5 separate regions of the Homo sapiens genome follow, and all the other regions are linked to region 2. The links are chromatin loops, found by intact Hi-C in ENCODE. Cell type or tissue: heart left ventricle. All regions are shown on one strand. Each heading gives the region's core, and the rest is flanking DNA. Links, peaks and the distances in the headings are about the cores only. Region 1 overlaps GALNT17 (polypeptide N-acetylgalactosaminyltransferase 17). Region 2 overlaps GALNT17 (polypeptide N-acetylgalactosaminyltransferase 17). Region 3 overlaps GALNT17 (polypeptide N-acetylgalactosaminyltransferase 17). Region 4 overlaps GALNT17 (polypeptide N-acetylgalactosaminyltransferase 17). Region 5 overlaps GALNT17 (polypeptide N-acetylgalactosaminyltransferase 17).

Region 1 (5,940 bases), core at 409-5,408, 160 kb after region 2:
CTCTGTGTCCCCACCCAAATCTCATCTCAAATTGTAATACCCACGTGTTGAGGGGGGGACCTAGTGGAAAGCGACTGGATCATGGGAGTTTCCTCTATGCTGTTCTCACGACAGTGAGTTCTCACGAGATCTCATGGTTTTATAAGTGTAGTTTCCTGTGCTCTCTCTCTCTCTGTCTTTTCTGCCACCTTGTGAAGAAGATACTTGCTTCTCCTTCACCTTCCACCATGATTGTAAGTTTCCTGAGGCCTCCCCAGACATGCGGAGCTGTGAGTCAATTAAACCTCTTTCCTTTATAAATTACCCAGTCTTGGGTCTTCCTTTATAGCAGTGTGAGAACAGACTAATACACCAACCTCTCTTCTTTCTCCTCCTCAGCCTACTCAATGTGAAGGCGATGAAGATGAAAACTTTATGACAATCCACTTCCACTTAACGAACAGTAAATAGATTTTCTTCTTCCTTACGATTTTCTTAAAAACATTTTCTTTTCTCTAGCTCGCCTTTATTGTAAGAATATGATATACAATACATATGACATACATAGTATGTGTTGATGGACTTTATGTTACTGGTTAGACTTCTGGTCAACAGTAGACTCTTTGGCCAGGTGCAGTGGCTCATGCCTGTAATCGCAGCACTTTGGGAGGCTGAGGTGGGTGGATCACCTGAGGTCAGGAGTTCGAGACCAACCTGGCCAATGTGGCAAAACCCCATCTCTACTAAAAATACAAAAATCACCCAGACACGATGGCGCATGCCTGTAATCCCAGCTGCTCGGGAGGCTGAGGCAGGAAAATAGCTTGAACCCAGGAGGCAGAGGTTGCAGTGAGCCGAGATTGCGCCACTGCACTGTCAGTGGGAGCGACAGAAAAAGACTCCATCTCAAAAAAGAAAAAAAAAGTAGACTATTAGTAGTGAAGTTTCTAGGAGCCTGAAGTTATTTGTGGACTTTCAACTGCCAAGGAGGTAAGCACCTCTAACCCCTGCATCGTTCAAGAGACAATTGTAGCCATCAAAAAATTTTTCTCATGTTTTCCCCATCTATCCCCAAAGCTATAACGAGGTTAGTATTTTTGTCTATGATGGTACTATTTTAAAACATTCTCCAGTACTTCTTTAATTATGTTTTCACTCTTCTTCAAGATAAATACTAACACAAATAAAAACATAAACATTTAAAAAAGTCTGAAAGAGCACAAATACACAATCTAAGCTCACACTTCAAGGAACTAGAGAAATAAGAACAAACCAAACACAAACCCAGCAGAGGAAAAGCAGTAATAGGCTGGGCGTGGTGGCTCATGCCTCTAATCCTAGCACTTTGGGAGGCTGAGGCAAGTAGATCACTTGAGCCCAGGAGTTCAAGACCAGCCTGGGCAACATGGCAAAACCTTGCCCCTCCCCCCTCCCCCCAAAAAGTCAATTGTACAGACAAGTATTTACATTATGCTTATATCATAAAAAGTACTTATTTCAGACAGATGCAAGCTTCTAAAGGGTATTCATAATTATAATCTCTTTTTTTTTTTGAGACGGAGTCTCGCTCTGTCGCCCAGGCTGGAATGCAGTGGCGCGTTCTCAGCTCACTGCAAGCTCTGCCTCCTGAGTTCACCCCATTCTCCTGCCTCAGCCTCCCAAGTAGCTGGGACTACAGGCGCCCGCCACATGCCCGGCTAATTTTTTGTATTTTTAGTAGAGATGGGGTTTCACCGTGTTAGCCAGGATGGTCTCGATCTCCTGACCTCGTGATCCGCCCTCCTCGGCCTCCCAAAGTGCTGGGATTAGAGGCGTGAGCCACCACGCCTGGCCTCATAAGTATAATCTTAATGAATGTATAGCAGTCTATTGATTAAATATACCATAATTTAAATGACCATTCCATTCCTATTAGTCTTTTAGGTGGCTTCCAAATTCTTAATATTAAAAGCAATGAGGGGCCAGGCGTGGTGGCTCACACCTGTAATCCCAGCATTTTGGAAGACCAAGGCAGGCAGATCATTTGAGGTCAGGAGTTTGAAACCAGCCTGGCCAACATGGTGAAATCCCATCTCTACTAAGAATACAAAAATTAGCCAGGAGTGGTGGGTGGGTGCCTGTAATCCCAGCTACTTAGGAGGCTGATGCAGGAGAACTGCTTGAGTCCAGGAGGTGGAGGTTGCAGTGAGCAGAGATCGCGCCATTGCACTCCAGCCTAAGTGACAGAGCAAGCCTCTGTCTCAAAAAAAAAAAAAAAAAAAAAAAACAACGAAAAAAGCTATGAGGCCATCAGCATTTTCATGCATGTGGCACTTTTCCCCCTTTATGATTGATTTCCCTAGCATAAATTCCCAGAAGGAAGATTACTAGTTCAGAGGTATGAAATATTTTTATGGCTCGGAGTATGTACTTCCAAATGGCTTTCCAAAGGTGTGATTCTGATTTTACAAGGCCACCAGCTATGGGGTCCAGGCAAAATCTCACTTATACAGGGTAGGAGTGCAAAGATACCTTTGCAAAAAAAAAAAAAAAACCTGCTCTCTTGCTCTCTGCAGACCTTTCCCAATTCACACCAGTCTTCCCCTATTGATTTCTCCTGTTTTTACTGAGTGATCTCTGTGCTCCTCTTTAAAAGAATTTTCCACCTCCAGAAGCTAATTTGAAATACTAATTTACACACAGAACTCACCTTCATTATCTCTAGCCTTTGCCCATTAAAGAGACAGAAAAATCTAAACCAGTTCAGTCCCCAGTGTCCACAGGGCGTTAACCTTCAGAGACCCAGAACTAGAGGTTGCACATACGCCCAGAGATTGCTCCCAAGTCTCCACTCTTTCACAGCAAAGCATTATTTTTTCACCTAGATTTGGCCAGACATGGCCAAATTTTCCACCTGCCTCCCCCTTTTCCAAACATCCCAAGGACAACAAATGTGCCTGGAATGTCACCATGAGCATAGACTACTCCATACCTGTGCCCTTCTTTACACCCGTGGATGACAGGCAGCACAAAGTAAAAATGGCAACAACATTCTGCCTCACAAAATTAGGATGGTTTTTTAAAATAGTCTCTCTTTTTAGCACACTCTCTTAGCACGGCCCCCACAGAATCTTCCCACTTGGTATAGATCATGTGTGGGGTTAGAAAAGCCCACAGACTTCAGTCATATTATTGTCGACAATGACAAAGGCTCCACCAAGCGAGTGGATGGAGGACGAGGGCAGATGGGTGCCAAAGACTTAGAACGTAATTATTTCAACCACTTATTATCCAGGAGCCAAGAAAAGAACACAGATACCAAGAGGCATTTGGAAGGTCCTAGAGTGGGGCTAGGTGACATCGATTAATTGCTTTTCCTGAGAAACATCCATTTCTTCCTAGGGGTCCTTCCCAAAAGACAGAGGTTTTTTTTGGTTGATTTTTTTTTTTCTGGAGATAGGGTCTCGCTCTGTATCCCAGGCTGGAGTGCAGTGGTGCCATGATAGCTCAATGCAGCCTTGAACCCCTGGGCTCAAGTGATCCTCCCGTCTTGGCCTCCCAAGCAACTAGAACTACAGGTGTGCACCACCATGCCCAGTTAATTTTTAAATTTTTTTGTAGAGATAAGGTCTCACTATGTTGCCCAGGCTGGTCTCCAGTTCCTGGCCTTAAATGATCCTTCCACCTCAGTGTTGCAAGCATGAGCCACCGCACCTGGGCAACTTTTAATCCAAGTATTGGGAATGGGAGGGATCCCAGTCTCTGCCTTCATTCTAAAATCTTCATTTCCACAAAGTTGTCACGTAATCTCTCTTCATTCCTCACCATAAGCCTAAGGGGTTGGCATTTTTATTATCTCATTTTATTTACAGATGGGGATAAAGGAGTGGGATGACTTGCTCAAGGTCACACAACTAATAAAGGGCAGAGTTGAGGTTCAAACTCAGATCTGTGTGTCTCCAAAGACTCAGCTCCTGACCATCAGGCTCTCTTCTCTCTTACTGGAATGCTCCCAGAAAATAAAAGAGCCGTGAAACCAAACGCTACAGTGTTAGGTGTCAGAACTCCAAATGCCAGGAATTACTGAAATGTCTTAGTGTCAATCAACCCTTAATGACCTTGGCAAGCATTCTCCCTGATGACAGCAGACCCAGAGAGAATGAGCAAGTGGGAGCCAAGAAGGATGCATTGAACTAGAAGAGTTCAGGAGGTGCCTGTGCAGCCAGGCAGGATCTGGACGGAGCAGAGCTGGGCATGCAGTAGCAGCAGGCGGATGCTGGAGCAGTTCTGTATCCACACTCTCTTCTTAACTGCTAAACTGCTCTAGTCACTCCCTTCCTAAACACAGGCACAGAAAACGCCACCTCTAACCCTGCACCTCCATCTCCCTTTCCCCAGTTCTCAATCCAATTTCTTGGCATAGTCATCCACATCGGTTCCATTTTCCCATTTTCTCATTTCACACCCCACCCCACTTCAATCTGGCTTCCACAAACTCTTGATCCTGCCAACGACATCATGACCTCATCATGGCCAAATTCAATAGACTTGTTTCAGTCCTTTTATGAACAGACATTTTTCATTTTTGCACAAGTTTGGCCGTTGTTTTTTCTCATTCCTCATACTATCTGCCCCCAAATGTGCTGTTTTATGAGGTCTCAAAAAGGAAAATAAGAACAAGATCGAAGGAAGTTAAAGGGCTGGATGCAGCAGCACCCACCTGTAGTCCCAGCTACTCTGGAGGCCAAGATGGGGGGGTCACTTGAACTCAGGAGTTTGAGTCCAGCCTGGGCAACTTAGCAAGACCCCATCTCAATAAGAAAAGAAAAGACAAGAAAAGAAAAGAGAAACAATAGCAAAGGAAGTTGAAGGATTGCATATTTCTGCTTGTGGAAAAGAAACCTTTAGTAGAATTAAGGTCGCCCAACATGTTATACATCATAAAGCAAGCCGGAATTATATTAGACAAGAATGATGAGCAGACACTGAAATCATTGAAGAGTAGATGTATTAGTCTATTTTCGCACTGCCATAAAGACATATCTGAGACTGGGTAATTTATAAAGAAAAGAGGTTTAATTATAAAGAAAAGAGGTAATTTATAGAGAAAAGAGATTTAATTGACTCACAGCTCCACATGGCTGGGGAGGCCTCAGGAAACTTACAATCATGACAGATGGGGAAGAAGCACGTCTCACATGGTGGCAGCAAGAGAGGACAAGAAAGATCAGAGAAAACTGCCTTGTAAAACCATCAGATCTCGTGAGAAATCACTCACTATCACAAGAACAGCCTTGAGGAAACCACCCCCAGGATCCAATCACCTCCCACCTGGACCCTCCCTCAACATGTAGGGATTAGGGAGATTACAATTCAAGATGAGATTTGGGTGGGGACACAGAGCCAAATCATATCAGTGGACCAGATAGGTTATCTAGAATATTCTTCCCAACTCTAAGATTCTAATGGCCTAACTAGCTGTAAACCACAGAAAGGTAAAGTACACCTGCAATGAACATTGAGTGTCTTCTATAGTAGGCCCAGTAATGGGCACCCTGGGAGACATAAAAGGATGTGAGTTAGCATATCAGTTCTGCTGTTTGTGACAGAGACCTAAAATGACACCAGCTTTACCAGGGAAGATGGCAGTCTTGCACAGCAAAGTCCTCAGGGGCCCAGGCTGTAAGTTCCTCCCCACTATCCCTAAATGTTGCCCTCTTCCTTGTAGTCCAAGTTGACTCAAAACTACATCTGCATTCCAGCCTGTGGCAGATAGGAGGTGAATCAGTTTGGACGTTCATCCCCTCCAAATCTCCATGTTGAAATGTGATCCCTGACCAGGCGCGGTGGCTCACACCTGTAATCCCAGCACTTTGGGAGGCTGAGGAGGGCGGATCACGAGGTCAGGAGATCGAGACCATCCTGGCTAACATGGTGAAACCCTGTCTCTACTAAAAATACAAAAAATTAGCCGGGCGTGGT
Region 2 (5,940 bases), core at 448-5,447:
GTGACCTTATCTCTACTAAAAATACAAAAATTAGCCAGGCGTGGTGGCACATGCCTGTAACCCCAGCTACTCGAGAGGCTGGGGTGGAAGAATCGCTTGAACCCAGGGGGCAGGGGTTGCAGTGAGCTGAGATTGTGCCACTGCACTCCAGTCTGGGTGACAGAGCGAGACTCTCTCAAAAAAGAAAAAAAAAGAAAGTCACCCCTTCACCTAAGATCCTTTATCATCCTTAACAGATGAAACCATTCTAGGACATTATAAGAACACTAAGAAAAACATCTTACTTTCTTTTTTCCTCACAAAAAACTCAGAGAAGAAAACAGAAACTCATTTCTGCAAAAATAAATGCAGAAACTCATTTCGACAAAAATAAATGTTATAAAATCCAATACAAAATTGGCCAAGTGCCATTTGGGAACCATTGTGTTTTTTAAGATTTTGATAAACAGCATTTGAGGAGGTTGAGGGGGAGAAGCGAACACTGCCTGTGATCAGGAAGGACTGGAGAGGGAGGTATGCATACCTGCTCCTTAACAATAAAACAAACACATGTCATCCAGGCTCATGGAGCATAAATTGGCAAAAAGAAAGCTACAAAACGGTAAGAACTAAAGCAAAGAACATTACAGAATTCTGTCTCAATCCCGCACTTTCAGTGATATGACAGAATAAACTATCGGTACCATCCCTGGGCTCAGAGCCCTGCTCAGGAGCAAGTATTGACCTAGTAGACTTGAAATTGCCCCTATACACTTTATAAAATTAATCAGGAGGCTGGGTGTGATGGCTCACACCTATAATCCCAGCACTTTGGGAGGCCAAGGTGGGTGGATCACCTGAGGTCAGGAGTTCAAGACCAGCCTGGCCAACGTGGTGAAACCCCGTCTCTACTAAAAATATAAAAATTAGCCTGGCTTTGTGGCACACGCCTGTAATCTCAGCTATTCAGGAGCCTGAGGTGGGAGAATCCCTTGAACCTGGGAGGTGGAGGTTGCAGTGAGCCAAGATCATGCCACTGCACTATAGCCTGGGCAATAGAGTGAGACTCTGTCTCAAAAAAAAAAAAAAATCAGGAAAGAAGTGAGGGGAAAATTAAAATAAACCAAGCGTGCAGCACATTCAGCATTAATCATTAGTCTCTGACCTGTTTCATCATAGTTTCTTAGTGCCTATTGTCCTAGAATGACTAGGACAATAGACCCTGTTACAAGATTACAGTCCCCTTTAACTGCTCTATAGATAACAACTTGAACATTATAAAATATTAAGTTTTCCCTTTGAGATATTCTTTCATGTCCTGCATACCAATGAAACTGCTGACATCAGCTGGTCTGAAGGACCCCACAAGAAGCTGACTCACCAAAGAACGCAGTTTCCACATCTTGATAATTTCATCCCCTTTACCCTGATCAATGAATGACCTTGATTCTCCAGCCTCTCACCTTCCATGATCCCCTTCAAAGCCCCAGCCCAGAAATCGTTGGGGAGGTGGATTTGAGGATCTCTTCCTGTCTCCTCACTTGGCTACCCTATACTCATGAAACTCTTTCTCTGTTGCAAATCCTGCTGTCTCAGCATAATTGATCTGTTACTGCACAGTGGACATACGAACCTGGTGGTCCTAAAACAGACTCAGCTCCACCTGCTTCCAGAACCAATGCAAAAGTGTCAGTGCTTGGGATTTTTATGTGTACTTGGGAAGTGGCCACCCAGTCCAGGACTTGGCCAAGTCTGCACATCCACAATGGTGGGCAACCTGACCTCTCAACCCTCACACAGTTGTTAAGCCTTGATGATGAGACTTACTGAATATTTCAATTGCCCTTCAGAGTATGGAGATTCAGGAGAATCTGTCTAAGCTTAGATGAGTGAGTGTTCCTCTACCTTTAACCTGCATCCGAATCACCAGTAAGTCTGAGGTGGCCCAAGAACTTGTATTTCTTACAAGCTTCAAATGGGGAGCTGCTGCATCAACTGGTCTGCTAAGTGCATATTGGGTGGCTCTGGCTTAGCATTTACCCCCCTGCCTAACTCCATCTGGGATGAATTAGACCCTGAGTGTGGGCCAGAGCTTACTCCAACTGAGCTGACATTCCAGAATCCCAGTGTTGCCCTGTCCATCTCCACTTTCCCCACTGCCTACGACCTACTTGTCCTGCCTCATCTAAAAAACTGAACCCCTTGGAAGTGACTTTGGCCTACATGGTGAGGGTTTGGCATGCCATTTCCAAAACTGGAATCTTTTAAAATATAGATATATTTAAATGTGTGTGTGTGTGTGTGTGTGTGTGTGTGTGTGTTTGTGTATGTGCATATATATGTATGTGTGTATATATATGTATATATACACATGTACACATATACAGTATATATATATAAAATACATATAAATACATACATACATACATACATACACACACACACACATATACAGAGACAGAGACAGAGACAGGGTCTGGCCTTGTTGCCCAGGCTGGAGTGAAGTGGTGCAATCACGGCTCACTACAGCCTCGACCTCCTGAGCTCAAGCGATCCTCCTGCCTCAGCCTCCTGAGTACCTGGAACTACCTGCACACACCACCATGCCCAACTAATTTATTTTATTTTGTATAGATGAGGTCTCGCTATGTTACCCGGGCTGGTTTCAAACTCCTGGCGTCAAGCAATCCCTCCCCCGCTCCCCACTTTGGCCTCCCAAAGCTCTGGAATTATGGATGTGAGCCACCAAGCTTGGCTCCAATACTGGGATCCTGATGGCTGGCCACCTCTGCGTGGGGCAATCTCACAATTAGGTCAGTCCCTGGACAAGGATCCCATATGGTCCTGCCTTCTGCTTTCATTCCCTGTTCCTGCTACCACTGCTACTACTGCCACAATTCTATCAACACTCCTTCTGACACCATCAACTCCCATTGCCACCACTGCCACGCTTATCACCAACACCTCTCCCCACCAGCAGCTGCTGAGGTTTGGGCATGCTGCTCACTGTGAATGCATGGGTTGTGACAGCTGGGGACGAGAACATAGCACATATGGCACGTTCCAATTAAGAAACAAAATAGAATGAAAATGCCTGCCAGTATTCCCAGAGTGAGAATCACTGGGGACCTTATGAAAATGCAGGTTCCGAGGCTCCTTTCTCGGTATCCCTAATTCAGTGGGCCTTAGTGGAACTGGCCAGCACCCCCAGGTCGTTCTCACGCAAACCCCAAACATCTCAAAAGCACTGGTTCACTTTTTTCATTGTTTTTACCATGTTTAAAATGTTTTGACCATTTTACAATATACAATTCACTGGCATTGAGTACATTCGCAATGTTGTGCAACTATCACCACTATCTAGAACTTTTTCATCACCCCAAACATAAACCCCATACCCATTGAGCAGCTGCTCCCCATCTCCCCTTTCCCAACCCCTGGTGACCACTAACATGCTTTCTGCCCCTATAAATTTGCCTAATACACATGGTTCATGAAAATGGAGTCGTAAAATATGTGGTCTTTTATGTCTGTTAATTTTGACGGTGCAGAAGAGGTGATTTTATGTTGTGTGTAATTTTGTTTTGTTTTGAGAGAGGGTCTCATTCTGTTACCCAGGCTGGAAAGCAGTGGCCGGATCATAGCTCACTGCAGCTTCCAACTCCTGGGCTCAAGTGATCCTCCTGCCTCAGCTTCCTGAGTAGCTGGGACTACAAGGATGCACCACCATGTCCGGCTAATTTTATTTATTTTTTGAAGAGACAGGGTTTTACCATGTTGCTGAGGCTGGTCTTGAACTCTGGGCTCAAGTGATGCTCCTGCCTTAGCCTCCCAAAGTGCTGGGATTACACGAATGAGCCACCATGCCTGGACCGTGTGTGTGAATTTAAAACCCTTGACCTTGCTGAAGGTCTGATTCATATTCTGTGGCCAGGGGGTTCTTCCAACCCCCATGCTGGTAATTGATGGACTGCAGGCTTGCTCCTAAAGCCCAGTCTGGTCAGCTGGCCTGCCCCTCCCCTGGGTTCCTCCTAGGCCACCTTCTCCCTGGGCACATCTCTGCTCCTAGCTTGTTCCATGGGTTTCCAAGTCTACCTCTGTCTGGAAGCATTTGGTGAGACACTTAGATAAGACTCCTCATCCTGATGGGACTTGAGTTCCTGAGCTCTTCAAGACTGGATGTGGAGAGAATCCAGCCCCTGCATGGTGACCATACCCTGGGCCCTCCCAGATGCCGGCCTTTCTCTCCACCCCAATGGAAACTTCCAGTTCTCTGTGCTTAGGGATTTATGACAGAGATCACAGTGAAAAAATGGTCTTCAACGCAGAGTTTGGCACAGACATTAGTCAGGACACTTGACATTTCTGCATCATCTCTTTTTTTCTTTTTTTCAGAGAGATTTCAATATTTTATATATGTAAGAATTAGCTTTGATGCCCTAGAAAGAACATAAAACACAGACTGAAAACACTTGGGTATCAGCTACTTGGGAAGCTGAAGTGGGAGCCCAGCTTGAGGTAGAGGTTGCAGTGAGCGGTGATTGCACCACTGCACTCCAGCCTGGGTGACAGAGTAAGATGCGATCTCAAAAAAAAAAAAACCACCTGGAAATACAGGTGCGCCTGAGAATACCTTTATGCCTGAAATAACCAATCAGCTAAATGTATAAAAGCAGCCCTACAAAGACTATTTTAAAATATTTTAAAAATATTATTAGACAAAGTTTTAAAATATTATCTTTAAAAATGAACGAAAAGATGGTGGCGCGGGGAGAAACTCGGTTGCATATTCTGCTCATGCAACCTAGGGGGTTTCTTATCTGTCCAATGGAGATAGCAAATCCCAGAAATGAACCTGGGTTTTGTGGGACCTGAAATTTACACAATTTGAGGCATTCTCTTTGAGAAACATTTTAAAAGCTTACTTTTGTAAGTTCTCCAAAAATGCATGACATGTAAACACACAACAAGGGGCCATCAGATGACCTCGAAGGGCACCCGTGCAAGTAAGGGGCCCAATGCGGAAGCTTTGTTAGTTTCTCAGTGAGAATACCAACTGGGGAGGCAGATTCCACCAATGCCAGAGTTCCTTTTCTGCTGACAATCACTATTTTTCAAACATTTCAAATACTATGCTTGTCTGTGTCTATAATGAAATATTTATATCCCCAAATTGCTAACCAAGCTCACTAAAAATGTCAGCTAATCAGGAAACACTCCAGAACACTAGTCAGCCAAATTAGATCTCCTTTGGTAATTTAACCAGTGAATGGGCTGTCTTGGAAACTCGTAACATTCCACAACATTTGTCTTCATACTTACTGGGTCCTTATTAAGAGCCACATGCTGTTGGCCTACAACAATTCCTTCATACCTCTTAAAGACTCTGTGAGGTAAAGGCACGATCGACCCCATTTTACAGATGAGAAAACGGAAGCACAGAGCGTGTGCTATGTGCTGAATGTCTGTGTTCCCTCAAAATTCATGTTAAATGCCAATCAATGCCTCAATGGGGTGGTATTAAGAGGGCAAGTGTTTGGGAGCTGATTAGGTCAGGAGGACTCTACCCTCATGAATGGGATGAGTGTCCTTACAAAAGAGGCCCCAGGGAGCTGGTTCACCACTTACAAGACATAGAAACACATAGAGAGACATCTATGAGGACTAGGCCCTCACCAGACACTGACTTTGGACTTCCCAGCCCCCTGAATTGTGAGCAATACATTTCACTGTTTATAAATTACCCAGTCTAAGGCATTTTTGTTTAACTTTGTTATTTTTTATTTTTATGGATACAAAGTAGTTACGGTATTATTTCTGGGACTGCAGGCATGCACCACTATGCCTGGCTAATATTTTATTATTATTATTTTTTGTAGACATGGGGTCTTGTTATGTTGCTCAGGCTGGTCTCAAACTCCCGGCCTCAAGTGATCTTCCCACCTCAGCCTCCCAAAGTGC
Region 3 (5,940 bases), core at 298-5,297, 170 kb after region 2:
GCTCCTTGCCTTTAAGAGCAAAATTGGAAATGGAACGTGGCACTTTGGTTCACATCCCTGTTCTTTGGTTTATATCTCCTTAGAGGAAAGGATCTACTCACCTCCAGGCGACCACAATGCAAGAGAAGCTGGGAAGTATCATTCTTCTCTGGGTGGCCACATGTCCAGCTAAAAAGCCTATCTCTAGGGAGGGTGAAGTGGACAAACAGCAATCTTTTTCACAAAGGGGGAAGGATACAACAGAAGTTGATGTTTATCCCCAGGGAGCTTACTTACCCAAACAACTCTACCATCAGGGCCCTTACCAGATCCGCCAAACCAGGGAGGAGAGAAAGAGTGAGAAAGGTATCAAGTAATCCAAGGGCATTCGTCTCCTTGAAAATTTTTAACTTTAGAATATTCCAAGTATGATGGCAAAACAAGCCACTTTCAAAGAACTTACAGAGAACATCATCATAAACACAGCAAGCTCAGAGCCAGAGCAACAGAACTATCTGATCCCCAAAATGCTGCCATTTCCATTCCCAATATCAAAGACATGGAATCAACCTAGGTGCCCATCAACAGTGGACTGGATAAAGAAAATGTAGTACGAGTGGCTCACACCTGTAATCCCAGCACTTTGGGAGGAAGAGGCAGGCGGATCACGAGGTCAGGAGATCGAGACCATCCTGGCTAACACGGTGAAACTCCGTCTCTACTAAAAATACAAAAAATTAGCCAGGCGAGGTGGCGGGCGCCTGTAGTCCCAGCAACTCGGGAGGCTGAGGCAGGAGAATGGCGTGAACCCGGGGGGCGGAGCCTGCAGTGAGCCGAGATCGCACCACTGCACTCCAGCCTGGGCGACAGCGAGACTCCATCTCAAAAAAAAGGAAAAAAAGAAAAAAGAAAATATGGTACGTATACGCCATGGAATACTAGACAGGCATAAAAAAGAACAAAACCATGGCCTTTGCGGCAACCTGGATGCAGCTGGAGGCCATTATCTTAAGAGAATTAATGCAGACACAGAAAACCAAATACTGCATGTTCTCACTTATAAGTGGGATCTAAACAATGGGTACCTATGGACTTAACAGGTGAGAACAACAGACACTGGGGACTCCAAATAGAGGGAGACAAGAAGGGAAGTGAGTGTTGAAAAACTACCTACTGGATACTGTGCTACCTAGGTGATGAGTTCACCTGAAGCCCAAACCTCAGCATCATGCAATAAACCGTTGTAACAAACCTGCACATGTACCCCTTGAATCCAAAATAAAAACTGAAATTAAAAACAACGAAAAAATACATTTGATATCTGAGATTATATCTCATCTAAATACAATTGACAATTCTCCGGTCTCGGCTGAGACAGGCATGCATCTCTGTCTACTTCTGTCTTCTCCCCAGGCTGTGAAGTAGCTACTAGGTAAGGATCCAAAAGAGTTAGGCAAGCTTTTAACGTTCCACCCTCTAAGGGAAAACGTGGGAAATGTCACTTCTGTGTAACTGTGAGGCATTCTTTTATTTCAATATGTCCAAAGTCTCTTAAAACACCCAAATGTAAGAAAACTGAGTTTTAACTCCCAGTGACTCAAATGTAATATAGGACAGAAATGACAGCTTATTTTTAATAAGCTCTGCAAACAACCACTTCCCCTTACTCTGAAGTCACTTATCACTTTATTCTTGAAGAATAACAATGTAAAACTCATTTTTCTAGCCACACTCAGCATTTCCTAAATGGATGGCTTAAATTTCAGAGTGTGAGCTAGTAAAGTTATTTTTAAACCTGTTTTCCAGAGCCTCGTCACATGTCCCAGCTTGTCTGTGTCCCTACTTTGGGGCCTGGAGTGAAAAACAATCCCAAGCTCTGCTCAGCTGTGCCGTTTCAGAGATCCAGCCCTGCTTCGTGAAATCAGAAGCCTTGGGGTTAAAGCATCACTGGCCCTTCTAGATACTGCTGTCATGCAGGAACCTCTCAGAAGAAAAGAGAAAGGGCTTTGACATTAGATCTCTCTTGCTGCATAACAAATTACCCCAACTGAGTCATGAACACAGTATTTTTTTATTTCATTTATTTATTTCTTTTTCAAGACAGGGTGTCTCTCTGTTGTCTAGGCTGGGGTGCAGTAGCACAATCATAGCTCACTGCAGCCTTGAATTCCTGGGCTCAAGTGATCCTTTTGCCTCAGTCCCCAGGTAGCTGGGACTACAGGCATGTACCACCATGCCCAGCTAATTTTTATTTATTTTTTTTTGGGGGGGGGTACAGACAGGGTCTCACCATGTTGCCAAGGCTGGTCTTGAACTCCTGGCCCTAAGTAATCCTCCCACCTCAGCCTCCCAAAGCATTGGAATTATAGGCATGAGCCACTGTGCCCAGCCCAAACAATATTTACTATCCCAGAGTTTCTATGGGTGGGAAATTTGGGCATAGCATAGCTTGGTGCCTCTGACTCAAGGTGTCTCATTAGATTGCAATGGGACTGTCGGCTGGGGCTGCAGGCTCATCTCTAGGCTTGACTGGGGACAAGGGGGAATTCTCCTCCAGATTCACTCACACGGTTGCTGACAGGCCTCAAGCCCTTGCCATGTGGCTTATCTACAAGGGGACCTCACGGTGTGGCAGCTGAGTTCTCCCAGGTGAGTGACATGAGAGACGGAGAGAGGGCACACCCTAAGATAGAAGCCACAGTCTTATTATAACCTAATTTCAGAAGTGGCACACATGGTCTCTGCTGCATTGTAGTTATTAGAATGAGTCAATAGGTCCCACCCACATTCCAGGGGAGAGGATTAACAAGGGTATAAATGCTGGAGACCCCCACGGGGCCACCAGACAGGCTGCTGACTACAACCTCCTTGTGGTATGAATGGGTGTTTAACCGCACACAGAGAGAGGCACCATTTCATTATCCCACTTGGAAGCCAGAACACACACAGAATCCCAGTCATTCACAGGGCTGGCGAGACCTTCATTTCCCCACCTTTCAATATTTAGCCCATCATTTATAATAAATACTGAACACAGACCAGGTGCAGTGGGGTGATGGCTCATGCCTGTAACCCCAACACTTTGGGAGGCTGAGGCAGGAGGATCACTTGAGCCCATAAGTTGAAGGGTGCAGTGAGTTATGGTCACACCACTGCACTCCAGCCTGGGAGACAGAGTGAGACCATGTCTCTCTAAATAAATAAATAAATTCCGAATGCAGCTAGATGCAAATGTGAAAGGCTTCTGGGAGAGACCTCTTTCCCAACCCCTCACCTTCCCTGCCTCCCACCCTGGAACCAGAGTCCCCTCCATGCCTGAAATACTGCAAAAGAAAGTAACTGCTCTTGGCTCAGTTCCTCTGGGGCTCTCTCCTACAGTTCTGCCTGCTCAGAGAGAGAGTGTGGCTGCTCTGCCCTCTGCCTTATGGAATGTGCTCTGTGCCACAGGGGAGCTGCCCAGCTCTGGCTCTGTTTGCTGAATACATTAAATAGTGGAGTGGATTAGTGGGAGACTCACTGTGGCCATGGATCTAAGCCACGCCCTTAAGCACAGCTTCTCTCAATAAATAAAGTGGATATTTTTCACTCCATTGGTCAGATTCCCGTGTTTATTTCTCAAGTGATTTCAAACTCAGCAAGGATAGAAACGGGTGCCCCCTAACGCATCCCCATCACACACAAAGATCTAGTCCACCAGTCCACACTCCTATTTGAAAAGTGAGTAAACTGAGGCATTAAGAGGCAGTGGGGTGATGGGAAAACATCCCCAAAAAGTTCCAAAACTCTTATTTAGCCACTAATTATTTATTAAGCCCCTGGCTGTGTGCTAAGCTCTGTGCTGGGGCTGGCTATTTTCCGTTTACTTGTTTGTTTGTTTGGTTTTTGAGAAAGGGTATCACTCTGTCACCCATGCTGGAGTGCCATAGCCTGATTATAACTCGCAGTAGCCTCAAGCTCCTGGGCTCAAGCAGTCCTCCCATGTCAGCCTCCTGAGTAGCTGGGACTACAGGCGTACACAATTATGCCCTGTTTTTTCTTTTTTTTTTTTTTTTTTTTTCAGAGATGGGATCTTACTATGTTGGCCAAGTTGGTCTCAGACTCCTGGCCTCAAGCGATCTGCCTTGGCCTCCCAAAGCGCTGGGATTACAAGCATGAGCCACCACATCTACCCAGGGCTGGCCCTTATTCCAGACATCTTCCTGTTCCGTCCCAGGCAAATGACTACACCCCTCTGAGCCCCAATTCTCTCATCTTGAAAATGGGGATCAAGTGAAATGGTGCATATAAAGTTCACACCTACAGTAAACAGTCAACAAATGTCAGCTACTCCCCCGAACTTGCCGGGGGAATGCCTACTTGCATTACATACGGAGACAATAAAGCTATTTTTCAAAGGCAATTTAAAGAAGGAGGCGATCTGCCTATGATTGGATGAATGGGGGTATTTCAGTTCCACTCCCGTGGTTTTTGACCCTACCTCCCACTCTCTGGACCCCCAAAAAAGAATGTGGCAGCGTGTTTGTGCATTGTCAGGGAGCCACGAGATTCCCTGGGTGTTCTGGCAGGCGATGCATGAGATTTTGCCAGGGCAGTAACAAACCAAGACAAAGAACTTAGGCATCTCCCTCAAGGACACTCAGTGAGCGTGGAGCACAGACAAAAATAGAGCAGAGGATGGATCATTCCCTTCCCCGTCCTGGCTTTCTTTTCTTCTCTCTCTCTAATGGCTTAGATTATTATTTTCTCCCAGCACGACCATCAGCTATTAGAGCAGGTGCAGTTTTTGTAAACACCCCGCAGAAGTGCTGCGAGGGAGGTCAAGGGCAGGTGCCCCCGCCGAGGGCTGGCCTGGATTCCATGTTTCTGGTTCTTGTTGCTATTGTTCGGTTGCATCAGCACACAGCCTGGAGGTTGCATCCTGCGATCCAGGAGTGTTTGGCAGCAGAGGGAACACCAGCCCGTCCCTCCCAGGTGGGACAGATGACAGCAAGTCTAAGGCAAAGCAATGTATTCCCCATCTTATAGAAAAAGATAACAAGGCACCCCTATAGGCAGCCAATTATGCAGGCACCCAGGATGTGTAGTTTGCAGAGCCCTGGAGAAAAACGCCCTAAGCAGGAGACTAGGCCCGTCCAACAGTGAGGCTGTGAGGACAATGGTATTGCTGAAACCTACAGCCAGTGGCCTTGACAAAGCAGTTTGCTTTCTGGTGCAGCAAGTTTCAGTTTGGTCTTTGGAGCTCAGTTTTACACCATTGAAAATTAAAATACCCTGAGATAGGGTAGCAATGAAGCCCTCAGCCGCCCCTTACACCTCAGTGTAAGTGAGTTTGTCAGCTCTTTTCCTAAGAGAGTAGATTTTTATTTTTTTTTTTATTTAATTTTTTTGAGACAGAGTCTCACTCTGTCTACCCAGGCTGAAGTGCAGTGGCGCGATCTCAGCTCACTGCAACCTCCACCTCCTGGGTTCAAGCAATTCTCCTGCTTTAGCCTCCCAAGTAGCTGGGATTACAGGTGCCTGCCACCACGCCCGGCTAATTTTTGTGTTTTTAACAGAGACAGGGTTTCTACCATGTTGGTTAGCCTGGTCTCGAACTCCTGACCTCAGGTGATCCACCCGCCTCAGCATGCCAAAGTGCTGGGATTAAAGGCGTAAGCCACTGTGCCTGACCAAGAGCAGACTTTTAAATGGCACAGGAGATGCAAATCCAAGGACACTGGGAACCAGATGGAAGGAAGAAGGAGTGGAGCTTGTCCCCATGAAGAAGGAGTGGAGCTTGAGGAGAAGGGCACCCCCTTCCTCATGCTTCCCGGTGCTGGAGCTGGGGGAACCCAGGCCACAGGCTAGACTAAATAGAAGTTTGCTTTCGTTTGGTGCAAGACCCATTACTTTCCATCACTGGGAGCCTGAATGCGGTGCTGGGAGATTGATAAAAGCCTGACTTTTCAGTAAATCTGGAGA
Region 4 (5,940 bases), core at 319-5,318, 130 kb after region 2:
TCAATAAATGAAAAAGGAGGGCACAGATGGGCACTGGGGTGAAAAAGACTGCAATAATCATTATTCCTCCAAAGGAAACACTCTCTCCCCTCCTCTGGACAGCTGTCTACTCACTAACTTTCTCAGTGCTTCCACCAAAGTTTCAGGCAGGCTGTGATGCAAACCCTTTCTCTTGGCACGTCTGTAAAGTGCCCAGGTTTGCGCAGTGGCAGTGTCTCAGAACACTCCTTCTTTATTTAATGTAACATTTATATCATTTTAAAAATGTGACATGTCATATACTGTGTAACAAGTTACCTTGCTGTTTTGTAATATTCTTTTTAAAATATATTTTGTTTTCTTCAATTTTAGGTTCAGGGTCCATGTGCAGGCATGTTACATAGGTATACTGTGTGATGCTGAGGTTTAGGTTTCTCATCAACTCATCACCCAAATAGTGAATGCTGTATCCAACGGGTGGTTTTCCTACCCTCATGCCCCTCGCTCCCTCCTTTTATAGTCCCCAGTGTCTATCATTTCCATCTTTATGTCTATGCGAGTGTACCCATTGTTCAGCTCCCACTTGTAAGTGAGAACATGCAGGATTTGGTTTTCTGTTTCTCAGTTAGTTCACTTAGGACAACAGTCTCCAGCTCTACCCATGTGGCTGCAAAGGACACGATTTCATTCCTTTTTATGGCTGCATAGTATTCCATGGTGTATATAACATACTTTCTTTATCCAACCCACCACTGATGCACACTTAGGTTGTTTCCTTGTATTTGTTCATTTTCATACCGCTATGAAGAAATACCTAAGACTGGATAATTTATTTCTTTATTTATTTATTTATTTTTGAGATGGAGTCTTGCTCTGTCACCCAGGCTGGGGTGCAGTGGCACAATCTCGGCTCACTGCAATCTCCGCCTGCCAGGTTCAAGTGATTCTCCTGCCTCAGCCTCCCAAGTAGCTGGGATTACAGGTGCCCACCACGATGCCTGCTTAATTTTTATATTTTTAGTAGATAGGGGGTTTCACCATGTTGGCCAGGCTGGTCTCAAACTCCTGACCTCAAATGATCTACCCGCCTCGGCCTCCCAAAGTGCTGGGATTACAGGTGTGAGCAACCATACCCGGCCGACTGGGTAATTTATAAAGAAAAGAGATCTAATGGGTTCACAGTTACACATGGCTGGGGAGGCCTCACAATCATGGAAGAAGGCAAAGGAGAAGCAAAGCCACGTCTTACATGGTGGTAGGCAAGAGGACATGTGCAGGGAAACTCCCCTTTGTAAAACCATCAGATCTCATAAGACTTATTCACTATCATGAGAACAGCATGGGAAAAGCCCACCCCCATGATTCAATTACCTCCCACTGGGTCCCTCCCACGACATGTGGGGATTATTACAATTCAAGGTGAGATTTGTGGGGGACAAAGAGCCAAACCATATCATTCCTTGACTTTGCTATTGTGAATGGCACAATACAAGTGCAGGTATCTTTTAAATAGAATGATTTCTTTTCCTTTGAGTGAATATCCAGTAGTGGGATTACTGGATCGAATGGCAGTTGTATGTTCAGCTCAGAACACTCACTCTTATGGACCACCCCCACCCCTGCAGCCACCTGCCCTGCTACCCACCCAGCTAGCCAGTCAGCCATTCCACAGACATTTACAGGGGCACCCATCACATGCCGGCTGCTGTTCTCAGGTGCCGGAGAGGCCGCAGCCAACAAAACAGATAATGTCTCTGCCTTCAGAGTGCTTCTGTTCTGATGGACAAGGAAGACCAGGGACAAGTAAACATTATAGCAACAAATCACAAAATTAAGTGCCAGGAATAATAAGTGCTATGAAGAAAATGAAACAAGTAGGCCAGGGGTATAAGTAGCTAAGGAGCTGGTGGTTGTGGATTGTGCAGAGGAGCCCATCGCATAGTTCATTTCTACTTCTATTCAGGAAGACCCACGATCTCCCAGGACTCCAAGAGTCAGGACAAAGAACTGGGCCACAACTTGTGGGGAAGGGAGCTTCTAACATTGGCAGTAAGAGAACCAGGCAGTTGATGCCTTAGGGGAAGGAGAGTTCTATCAACAGATCCTGCAAAAGGAACATTGCCTCCTTCTCTCCTTCCTATCCCAAAATAAAGCTAGCACCACGTGCATCCCACTTCCTCAACCTTCAGACAGCTCAAAACGCTTTCTAGCTATTTGTGTCCCCCATGGAACTGCCGTAGATAGAGCCTTTACATGTGACAGGCGCTGAGCTGTGTTCACAAAAGGCCATGGTGACCCTAACAGCCCTGCAGCTCAGTGGGTCTCACACAAGAGCTGGTTTCAGCACCAACATCACCTGCAAGGCTTGGTAAAACACAAGCCCATCACAGGGCTTCTGATCTTCAGGGTCTGAAGGTGGGGCCTGGGAATTTGCATTTCTTTTTTCTTTTTTCCAGAGATGGGATTTCACTATGTTTCCCAGGCTGGTCTTGAACTCCTGACCTCCAGAGATCCTCCCACCTCAGCCTCCCGAAGTGCTGAGATTACAGGCGTGAGTCACTACATCTTGGGAATTTGCATTTCTAAGAAGTATGCAGGTGATGCTGCATTTATTAACGTAAGGACCCCCCTGCAACTTCTGACTCTGAGAATCTTTGTTATAAGGGAAGGATTATTATATTTACTTGACCAAGGAGGAAACTGAGAGGTGCCGGAGAGATTAAGCCATTTTCCAAGATGGCTGTAGGCAAAGACAAACCATTTCAGGATCTCCCAGTACTGAAACCACTCAGTAGATTTGTTCAAGAGCCGAACTCCCAATACAGACCCTCACAGCCTGCCTCAGCCCCCACTATGGTGACCCAGGGCCAGAGGCAGGGACTGTGGTCTGCTCCCCTTTCGACCCCCCAGGGCCAAGCATGGTCCCCAGCCCATCAGTAGTATAACAATGTTGTTGGCAGGATAACTATTTTTTTGAAAAGTTCTCATTTTCATTTTGAAATGCAAATCAGAAGGAAGCCCTGAGTTTTCCTGTCTGCCCAGACTCTTCCTGCTGACAGCCTCTGCGGGGTACCTGGACATCCACAGGCTGGTGAGCCTGCACAAACACACAAGAACACAGAGTTGTAGGTACTACTGGTCATGCCAAAATCAGCCAGGGGGCATCTTTTAATGTATTTTGAACTATTTTCATGTGCACTGATGTGGATGGTGTGTTCCAGACCAATGTCTTAGGGGATCTGTGCAAAAGTGAAATACATAAAAAGCAGAATGAGCATTGGGTACAGTGGCTCACATCTGCCAACCCAGCGCTTTTGGAGGCCGTGGAAGAAGGACTGCTTGAGGCCAGGACTTCAAGACTAGCCTGGGCAACATAGCAAGATCCTGCCTCTACAAAAAATTTTAAAATTGGCCAGGTGTGGTGGCGCACACCTGTAGTCCCAGCTACTCAGGAGGCTGAGGCAGGAGGATCACTTGTGCACAAGGAGGTCAAGGCTGCAGTGAGCTATGATCATGCCACTGCACACCAGCCTGGGCAACAGAGAGACCCTATCTCTAAAAACATCCATTTAATACATCAAATAAAAAGCAGAATGTCCCTCAAAATGAGTGGTGTGCTGAAGCCAGCTCCCCCAGAGCCTACTGTTAAATATTTAGGACTTTTGCAAACTAGCTGCCAAATGCTGCTAACTTGAAATCCACCAGAGTAGAAATATGTACACCAGGGAAACAGGCAAAAGCCACAAATGAAGGTTCCCTACCACCACCACCGAACATATGCCCTCGCCCTACCCAGAGGGCTGGTTTACCAGCATAGTACAGCTTGAAATGAACCAGAATATTCTTCAGTGTGGCACATGCTATGCTTAGATGCCAGGCATTTTTCTGTGGGTGCACATCCCTGAAATGAGTCTCTAAAATTAAAACAGGTCAGTGGAAACCTATGATTCACATTCTCTTTCTGTGTGTCTCTCATTCTCTCTCTCTCTCTCTCTCTCTCACACACACACACACATTATCTCATTAGAGAAAAATTTTTGGAAATGCCATGATTGTATTTGACCAACAGTTAAAAGTCAAACTTTTCATGGCTGATCAAAAGAATGCTTAGCCAAAGTCTCTTTATCTCACTCTCTTTTCCTATGTTCTTAAAAGAAACATCTGTTGGCTCTAAAGTACAAATGAGAATTAGGCTCCAAAAACATTGTTTCATACAAACTCTGCAAATAACCTTGTGATGTCTATAGGACAGAAACTGGAGACCACAAACAGGAATACTTCATTGTCTACCTTGATTCAACCATTTGCTGACTTTGCTAACAGAGAAAAGGGAGATAGCAAGAACAACTCAAATCTCCAGACAGACAAAAATACTACATTTTAGCCAAACTTTCACAATAGCTATAACCAGGGAGAAAATAATCTAGCCGATATTTCATTATCTTCCATTTCTCCTGTCAGAACCAACTGGGAATAGCATTGAGCAGTGAAACAAATAGTTCAAGAGGGAAAAGGAGTAATCCACAAACTATATAAACAACTGTTTTTATGTGCAAGAGTTGACAGCGTTTGAAATTGGAGCAAGGTCTACAATAACATTTCAGAGAACTGGTATCAGGGAAATGAGGTGAGTGATTACAAGGGGTTGCCTTAGCCCAAAGAGAATTTTATATTAAAAATCACAAAAGAACATGCAGTTTCTTCTCCAAGCAGTTCTTATGTCATTATCATGGAATTATATGCATATAAAATTGTTAAAAAAACAATAAGATGGATGAAAAACAGTCTTGTCAACCTTCACTGCTAATAACAGGAGTGTTTTTACTTTGGACCTGAGGTTTTAGCTGGCAGCAACTCAAAAGCAATAAAAATGATCGTGCTCTCTTCTTTCTTCTCTGAATTGAACATTTCAACTTTCAAGGCTCTTCTTTGCTCTCCGGTAGGGTGAAAAAGCAGACATGATTAACTCTATATCTTCTACATAACAGGAGAGACAGACATAGAGCTTAAATGATGTGGGGATGTTACAAGAGCAGTAAGTATCAGAGAAGAAATATCATCTCAGGCCTCCTCATGTCATATTGGTCACTGTCTGCCCTGTTACTGTGCCTGCCTCTCACCAAAGGGCATCCAGGCCTTAGGCTGCCAAGCCTCACAGGTTGTTGGCACAAAGTGAATCTAAACAGGGAATCCTGCTGTCGATTGTCTGAAGCGCAGGTTGAAGGGCTGCAGGAGAAAGAGCTTTATGGGAGCAGTAACTGAGGCTGACTTTCCCCCAAGACATTCCTGCCCTTCCATGTACAAAAGCCTGCATGACATCTACACACCTACTAGAATGGCTTAAAAAAATACCTGACAATACCAAGTGTCACCAAGGATGTGGAGCAACCTGAACTCTGCCTGATACATAGCTGTGAGAATGCAAAATAGTAGAGCCACTTTGGAAAACAGGCTGGCGTTTTTTTACAAAGTGAAACATACGCTCACCACATGATACCTGGGAATCCCATTCCTACGTATCTACCCAAGGTAAATGAAAACATATGTTCACATGACTGTATATGAATGTTTAATAGAAGATTTATTCATGATTCCCCCAAACTGGAAACAACCCAAATGTCCATCCATACTTCGGAAATTACTTAACAGTAAAAAAGAAAGAAACTCCCAATACATGGAATAGCATGTATCAAAATCATTCAAGTGAAAGAAGCCAGGCCCCAAAGGTTACATACTGCATGATTCCATTTCCAATGTATGACAGTCTAGAGAAGCAAAACCATAGAAATAGGGGACAACTGGCCACAGTGGCTCATGCCTGTAATCCCAACACTTTGGGAGGCCGAGGCAGGAGGACTGCTTGAGCCCAAGAGTTTGAGATCAGCCTGGCCAACATAGGGAGACCCCATCTCTACAAAAATTAAAAGATTAGCTGGGCATGGTGGCACCCATCTGTGGTCC
Region 5 (5,940 bases), core at 610-5,609, 140 kb after region 2:
CTGAAAATACACAGGCAAGAAGGCTTGAAAACTGGTGTCTGCTATTTCTAGCTGAATTATTCCTCCTTGATGAATTATTTCAAAGTCATTTCTACCTATTAGACTTATTTATGTCTATGTTAAAAACCACATATCCTCCTAGAAGAAAAAAAAAAAAAAAACTAGAAAATCCCTTAACAGGAGATATCAAAGTTAACTACTCAACCCCAAGGCTCATTCCAGGAAGGCGTGGAGCCTGAGAAGGGCATCCTGGCAATAGCCAATTGCGCAGCTCGCAAAGGACACCTACATCTTTATATACCAATGGGGAGCTCGACAGAACCAGAGCCTGGCTTGGACAGGCACCTTGCATGGTGCTGCAGAAACTTGCAGCCTAGCAAACGGAGTGAGGCAAGTCACTGTGAAGCACAGGGATGCAGCATGTGCTAACTGGAAAGCACGTTGCTTCGGGGATGGGCTTTTGCATGTCAGGGAAGGATTCCTGAAATTGTTGCAAAGACCAAGAAAAGTATGCCAGGCAACTGGAGACTGGAGGCTCTGCACACTTTCTCCTGGTTAATGACACCATTAAAAAATGACAGCATTTTAAACCTCAGAGTCAGTCTCAATGCCTCCTGGGTCTTCAGCCTCCTTTACTAAATTCTCACCAATTTTTTTCCCTCTTAGTTCAAGCCACCATCTCCTGCCCATCTCCAGTGACAATATTTGGGACCAGGCTCTCCTCTTCCCTCATGCAACCCGGTAGAGCAGCAGAGCTGGCCTTCCAGGTTGCACTTCTCTCCCCTTGCAGAGTTGAATTGTTCAATTCCCCTACAATACGCTCAATCATGACCCCCTATAGATATCCACATTCTAACCCCCAAAAACTGTGAATGTTACCCAATATGGCAAATGGGGCTTTGCAGATGTATTAGTCCAATCTCTATACCTATAAAGCTCTACCTGAGCCTGGGTAATTTACGAAGAAAAAGGTTTAAATGACTCATAGTTCTGCAGGCTTAACAGAAAGCATGACTGCAGAAGCTCAGGAAACTTAAAATCATGGGGAAAGATGAAAGGGAAGTAAGCACGCCTTACCATGGCAGAGCAGGAGAGAGATAGAGAAAGCAAAGTGGGAAGTGCTATGCTTTCAAACAACCAGATCTCATGAGGATTCTATCATGAGAACAGTAAGGGGGAAGTCCGCTCCCATGATTCAGTCACATCCCACCAGGCCCCTCCTCCGACACATAGGGATTACAATTTGAGATAAGATTTGGGTTGGGACACAGAGCCAAACCATATCGGCAGATGTGAGTAAATTAAGGCTCATGAGATGGGGGGGACTATGCCGGATTTATCTGGGTGGGCCTGATGATATCACAAGAGTCCTTATAAGAGGTATACAGGAGGATCAAAGTAACAAAGTCCATGCAGCCACAGATGCAGAGACTAAAGTGATGCAGCCACAGATGCAGAGACTGGAGTGATGCGGCCATAAGCCAAGGAATGCTGGCAGCCTCTGGAAGCTAGGAGAGGAAAGGAATGAATTACATTCACCCTTGGAGCTTCCAGAAGGAAGGCAGCCTTGCAGACACCTTGATTTTAGTCCTGTAAAACTCATTTCAGATTTCTAACCTCGAAAACTATAAGAATAAATGTGTGGTGTTTTATGCCACTATGAAGCCATTTGTTACAGCAGCAGCATGAAACTAATACATCCTGTTCCTTAAAAGATTAATACTGAACTCCCAGTAGACACAAGTGGCACCAACCTATCCCTTCCTTCTCAGCTCCCACCACGCCTCCACCCATGGACCTCATGCATCAGCCACACTTATCTCCTTAAATCTTCCCCTAGAGAGGCTGGTTGTTTCCAATCCTTGTGCCTTTGCACATACTGCTGCCTTAGAAGAGAACACTTTGGGCCTCCCCTCTCTGCCAAGAAAATCTCTGCTAATCAGTCACACAGTAGCTCTGATACCACCACCTCTGTCAAACCTTCCTTGCCCTCCTTGTGCAAATTTAGCCTCTCTACACTCTATCATTATGTGGTATCAACATAAAGATCTTCTTAAGAATTTCTCACATTAAAAAATATTGATACATAATATTTTATATAGCTGGCTGGGCACAGTGGCTCACGTCTGTAATCCCAACACCTTGGGAGGCCAAGGCGGGCAGATCATGAGGTCAGGAGTTCGAGAGCAGCCTGGCCGATATGGTGAAACCCTGTCTCTACTAAAAATACAAAAATTAGCTGGGTGTGGTGGCATGCGCCTATAATCCCAGTTACTTGGGAGGCTGAGGCAGAAGAATCACTTGAACCCAGGAGGCGGAGGTTGCAGTGAGCCAAGATCGCGCCACTGCACTCCAGACTGAGTGACAGAGAGAGACTCCATCTCAAAAAAAAAAAAAAAAAAAAAAAAAATATATATATATATATATATAATATTTATGGGTTACGTGTGGTATTTTGTTACATGCATCAAATGTGTCATGATCAAGTCAGGGTTTTGGGGTGTCCATCACCTCAAGGGTTGATCATTTCTATGAATTGGGAACATTTCAAGTCCTCTTCTAGTTATCTGGAAATCTACAATACATTGTTGTTAACTACAGTCACCCTACTCTGCTATCAAATATTAGAATGTATTCCTTCTAACTGTATTTTTGCACCCATTAACCAACCTCTCTACGAACCCTACCCCTGCCATTCACCCTTCCCAGCCTCTGGTATCTATCGCTTCACTCTCTGGCCCCATGAGGTCGACTTTTTTAACTTCCACATATGAGTGAGAACATTCAATATGTTCTTTTCTGTGCCCGACTTATTTCACTTAACATAGTGACCTCCAGCTCCATCCATGTCCCTGCAAATGACACGATTTCATTCTTTTTTAGGGTCAAATGGTACTCTGCTGTGCATACACACCACATTTTCTTTATCCATTCCTCTGTTGCTGGACACTTAGTTTGATTCTATACCTTTGCTATTATGAATACTGCTGCAATGAACAGGGGTGCAGGTATCCCTCTGACACACTGATTTCCTTTCCTTTGCATAAATACTCAGCACTAGGATTGTGGAGGGTATGGAAGTTCTAGAATTTATTACATTTTTACAGTAGGTTCAATAACGTGACTGTCTTCACCCCCTCAGGTACAACCCAGGTAACCCCAGAAATGTATCTGCCTATATAAGACTAGAACCAAGAAGAACCCAAAAAACACAGGGAGAATGAACCGAAGACTAAATAAAGGGTTGTGTCCTTCAGCTGTCAAACTAAGAGGGCCTATGATAAAGAAAGCATGTGCGGCATGCTCAACCCCTAGAGAGCAGGTCCAAGAGGAATGAAGGCACAACTGGAAGCATCAGCTGCCCCCAGCAGGCTAATCCACATGCTCTCCCCTCACTCTCAAAGTCAAAATGTTCAAAAAGCTAATAGGAGGGCCTGCTGAGAGCCACCTCCAGGCTTGCAAGTGCCAGAGCAGTAGCTCTCAAACGATAGTCCCCAAGACCAGCAGTATCACCTAGGAAGATGCCAGAAAACGCAAATTTACAAGCCCCACTCGCTCCCACACATGGAAACATCAGATTGCTGAAGTTGTTTTTTTGTTTTTTTGGGACGGAATGTCGCTCTATCGCCCAGGCTGGAGTGCAGTGGTGTGATCTCGGCTCACTGCAAGCTCCGCCTCCCGGGTTCACGCCATTCTCCTGCCTCAGCCTCCCAAGTAGCTAGGACTACAGGCGCCTGCCACCACGCCGGCTAACTTTTTGTATTTTTTTAGTAGAGACGGGGTTTCACCGTGTTAGCCAGGATGGTCTCGATCTCCTGACCTAGTGATCCGCCCGCCTTGGCCTCTCAAAGTGCTGGGATTACAGGCATGAGCCACCGCTCCCGGCCAGATCACTGAGGTTTTAACAAGACCTCCAGGTGTTTGCAAGCCCACTAAAGTTTGTGACCCACTCTTTCAGAGGCAAGGAAAACCCAAGGAGGCTCTAAAGGTAAATTCCTGCAAGTGGCAAACAGTTCTCTTCCCTGTATTTGTTTGCTAGCATTGCCATAACAAAATTGCACAGACTGGGTGGCTGAAACAACAGACATTCACTGTCTCATCGTTCTGGAGGCTGGAAGCATAAGATCAAAGTGCTGCAAGATTGCTTCTTGTTTTTTTGTTTTGTTTTGTTTTTTGGAGTCTCGCTCTGCGGCCAAGGCTGGAGTGCAGTAGCGCAATCTCAGCTCACTGCAACCTCCGCCTCCCGGGTTCAAATGATTCTCCTGCCTCAGCCTCCCAAGTAGCTGGGACTACAGGCACCCGCCACCACACCCAGTTAATTTTTTATATTTTTAGTAGAGACAGGGTTTCACCATGTTAGCCAGGATGGTCTCAATCTCCTGACCTCAAGATCCGCCTGCCTCAGCCTCCCAAAGGACTGCTTCTTTCTGCAGGCCTCTCTCCTTGGTTTGCAGATGGCCCGTCTTATCCTTGTGCAACCTCATATGGTCTTTCCTCTCTGTGCACACATGTGTGTCCAAATTTCCTCTTCTCATAAGGACACCAGTCGGCTGGGTGTGGTGTCTCATGCCTGTAATCCCAGTACTTTGGGAGGCTGAGGTGGGTGGATTGCTTGAACTTACGAGTTTGAGACCAGCCTGGGCAACAAAGTGAAACCCTATCTCTACAAAACAAACAAAAATTAGCTGGGCTTGGTGGCTCGTGCCTGTGGTCCCAGCTACTTGGGGAGCTCAGGTGGGAGGATCACTTGAGCCCAGGAGGCAGAGGTTGCAGTGAGCCAAGATCACGCGACTGCACTCCAGCCTGGGTGACAGAGCAAGACCCTGTCTCAAAAAAAAAAAAAAAAAAAGAAAGTAAAAAAAAAGGACACCAGTCAGTCATCTTGGATTAAGGCCCACTCTAAAGACCTCATTTTAATTTAATTATCCCTTAAGATCTTTAAGATCTTTTCTACAAGTACAGTCTCATTCTGAGGTTCTGGGGATTAGGACTTTAACATAGGAATTTGGGGAAAATGCAATTCAACCCATAATAGTTCCCAAGAATTGAAATTGTGCCAAGTGAACAACTCCAATTTGCCTGCCAATGACAAGTGACATATACATAAGAAACAGGTTGGGCACAGTGGCTTACACCTGTAATCTCAGCACTTTGGGAGGCTGAGGCAGGAGGACTGCTTGAGGCCGGGACTTTGAGACCAGCCTGGACAACATAATGACAGTCTGCCTCTACAAGAAAAAAAATTAAAAATCAGCCAGGCAAAATGGCACATGCCTGTAGTCCCAGCTACTCAGAAGGCTGAGGTGGGAGGATCACTTGAGCCCAGGAGTTTGAAGCTGCAGTGAGCTATGATCGCACCACTGCACTCCAGCCTGGGTGACAGAGCAAGATCTCGCCTACAAAAAAAATAAAAATCAATTAAGATTTAAAAGAAGAAACCAACAGGGCAATTCATCCTGACATTCTTGTTCACCATCACCATCATCACGCGTCAGAAACACAGCCTCCTAGGTGCACGCTCAGGTAATCGGGGTGCCCAAGATGTAGACCCCCTCAGTGCTCACGGCTCCCGGGAAGAGGGCCCAAGCTCGTCACCTCTGGCAGCTGTCTTATTTTACTCCACTATGCTGTAGAAACACCATCATTTTCCATGGAGGTGGCAATGTGAAAAGGGTGAGATAATAATAGTAACTACCACCTCCGATTCCTAAGAGGAATAAATGAAGTACACGTGCAAAAAGCTGAGACACACTTGGCACAGAGGCTACACCTCCACAGAAGAATGCCCAGCCAGTGTTCCTTACGGTTGTCACGATCACCACCACTGTCACAGCCAAGGGCACCAGGGCAAGCCCCCTGCCAGGCACTACCTCAGGGATTCAAGGCACACGAAGCCAACCTTCCAGGGTCTCCATTTCACGGAGGAAGGAGCTTCCTCCT

Evidence for each region. Hi-C counts contacts between places; a loop is a spot of excess contacts. Peaks named below come from ENCODE experiments on the same cell type or tissue, not always from the same donor. Only the 100,000 strongest peaks of a DNase experiment are listed, where the experiment ranks them.
Region 1: it touches region 2 in a loop (2.7-fold over the local background); 11 of 110 quality-filtered maps call a loop at or near these places.
Region 3: a loop joins it to region 2, with 5 times the contacts of the local background. A loop is called at or near these places in 11 of 110 quality-filtered maps.
Region 4: it touches region 2 in a loop (2.3-fold over the local background); 8 of 110 quality-filtered maps call a loop at or near these places.
Region 5: it touches region 2 in a loop (2.7-fold over the local background); 8 of 110 quality-filtered maps call a loop at or near these places.

The regions. Positions count from the first base shown.
Region 1 is chr7:71,242,421-71,248,360 of GRCh38, reverse strand. The region is part of intron 1 of GALNT17 (polypeptide N-acetylgalactosaminyltransferase 17); the gene reads right to left. Among named protein-coding and RNA genes, the nearest start is that of MIR3914-2, 62 kb to the left of the region's middle. In heart left ventricle, for the core only: no CTCF peak of the experiment used is centred there; no DNase peak of the experiment used is centred there; H3K27ac peaks cover 1,612 bases.
Region 2 is chr7:71,405,378-71,411,317 of GRCh38, reverse strand. The region is part of intron 3 of GALNT17 (polypeptide N-acetylgalactosaminyltransferase 17); the gene reads right to left. Among named protein-coding and RNA genes, the nearest start is that of MIR3914-1, 100 kb to the right of the region's middle. In heart left ventricle, for the core only: no CTCF peak of the experiment used is centred there; a DNase peak (open chromatin) is centred at 2,937; H3K27ac peaks cover 558 bases.
Region 3 is chr7:71,235,608-71,241,547 of GRCh38, reverse strand. The region is part of intron 1 of GALNT17 (polypeptide N-acetylgalactosaminyltransferase 17); the gene reads right to left. Among named protein-coding and RNA genes, the nearest start is that of MIR3914-2, 69 kb to the left of the region's middle. RefSeq lists an enhancer at 1,971-2,471. In heart left ventricle, for the core only: a CTCF peak has its summit at 3,401; a DNase peak (open chromatin) is centred at 3,407; H3K27ac peaks cover 4,856 bases.
Region 4 is chr7:71,271,894-71,277,833 of GRCh38, reverse strand. The region is part of intron 1 of GALNT17 (polypeptide N-acetylgalactosaminyltransferase 17); the gene reads right to left. Among named protein-coding and RNA genes, the nearest start is that of MIR3914-2, 33 kb to the left of the region's middle. In heart left ventricle, for the core only: no CTCF peak of the experiment used is centred there; no DNase peak of the experiment used is centred there; H3K27ac peaks cover 4,138 bases.
Region 5 is chr7:71,261,589-71,267,528 of GRCh38, reverse strand. All of the region lies in intron 1 of GALNT17 (polypeptide N-acetylgalactosaminyltransferase 17), which reads right to left. Among named protein-coding and RNA genes, the nearest start is that of MIR3914-2, 43 kb to the left of the region's middle. In heart left ventricle, for the core only: a CTCF peak has its summit at 3,382 (motif pointing left); no DNase peak of the experiment used is centred there; H3K27ac peaks cover 1,517 bases.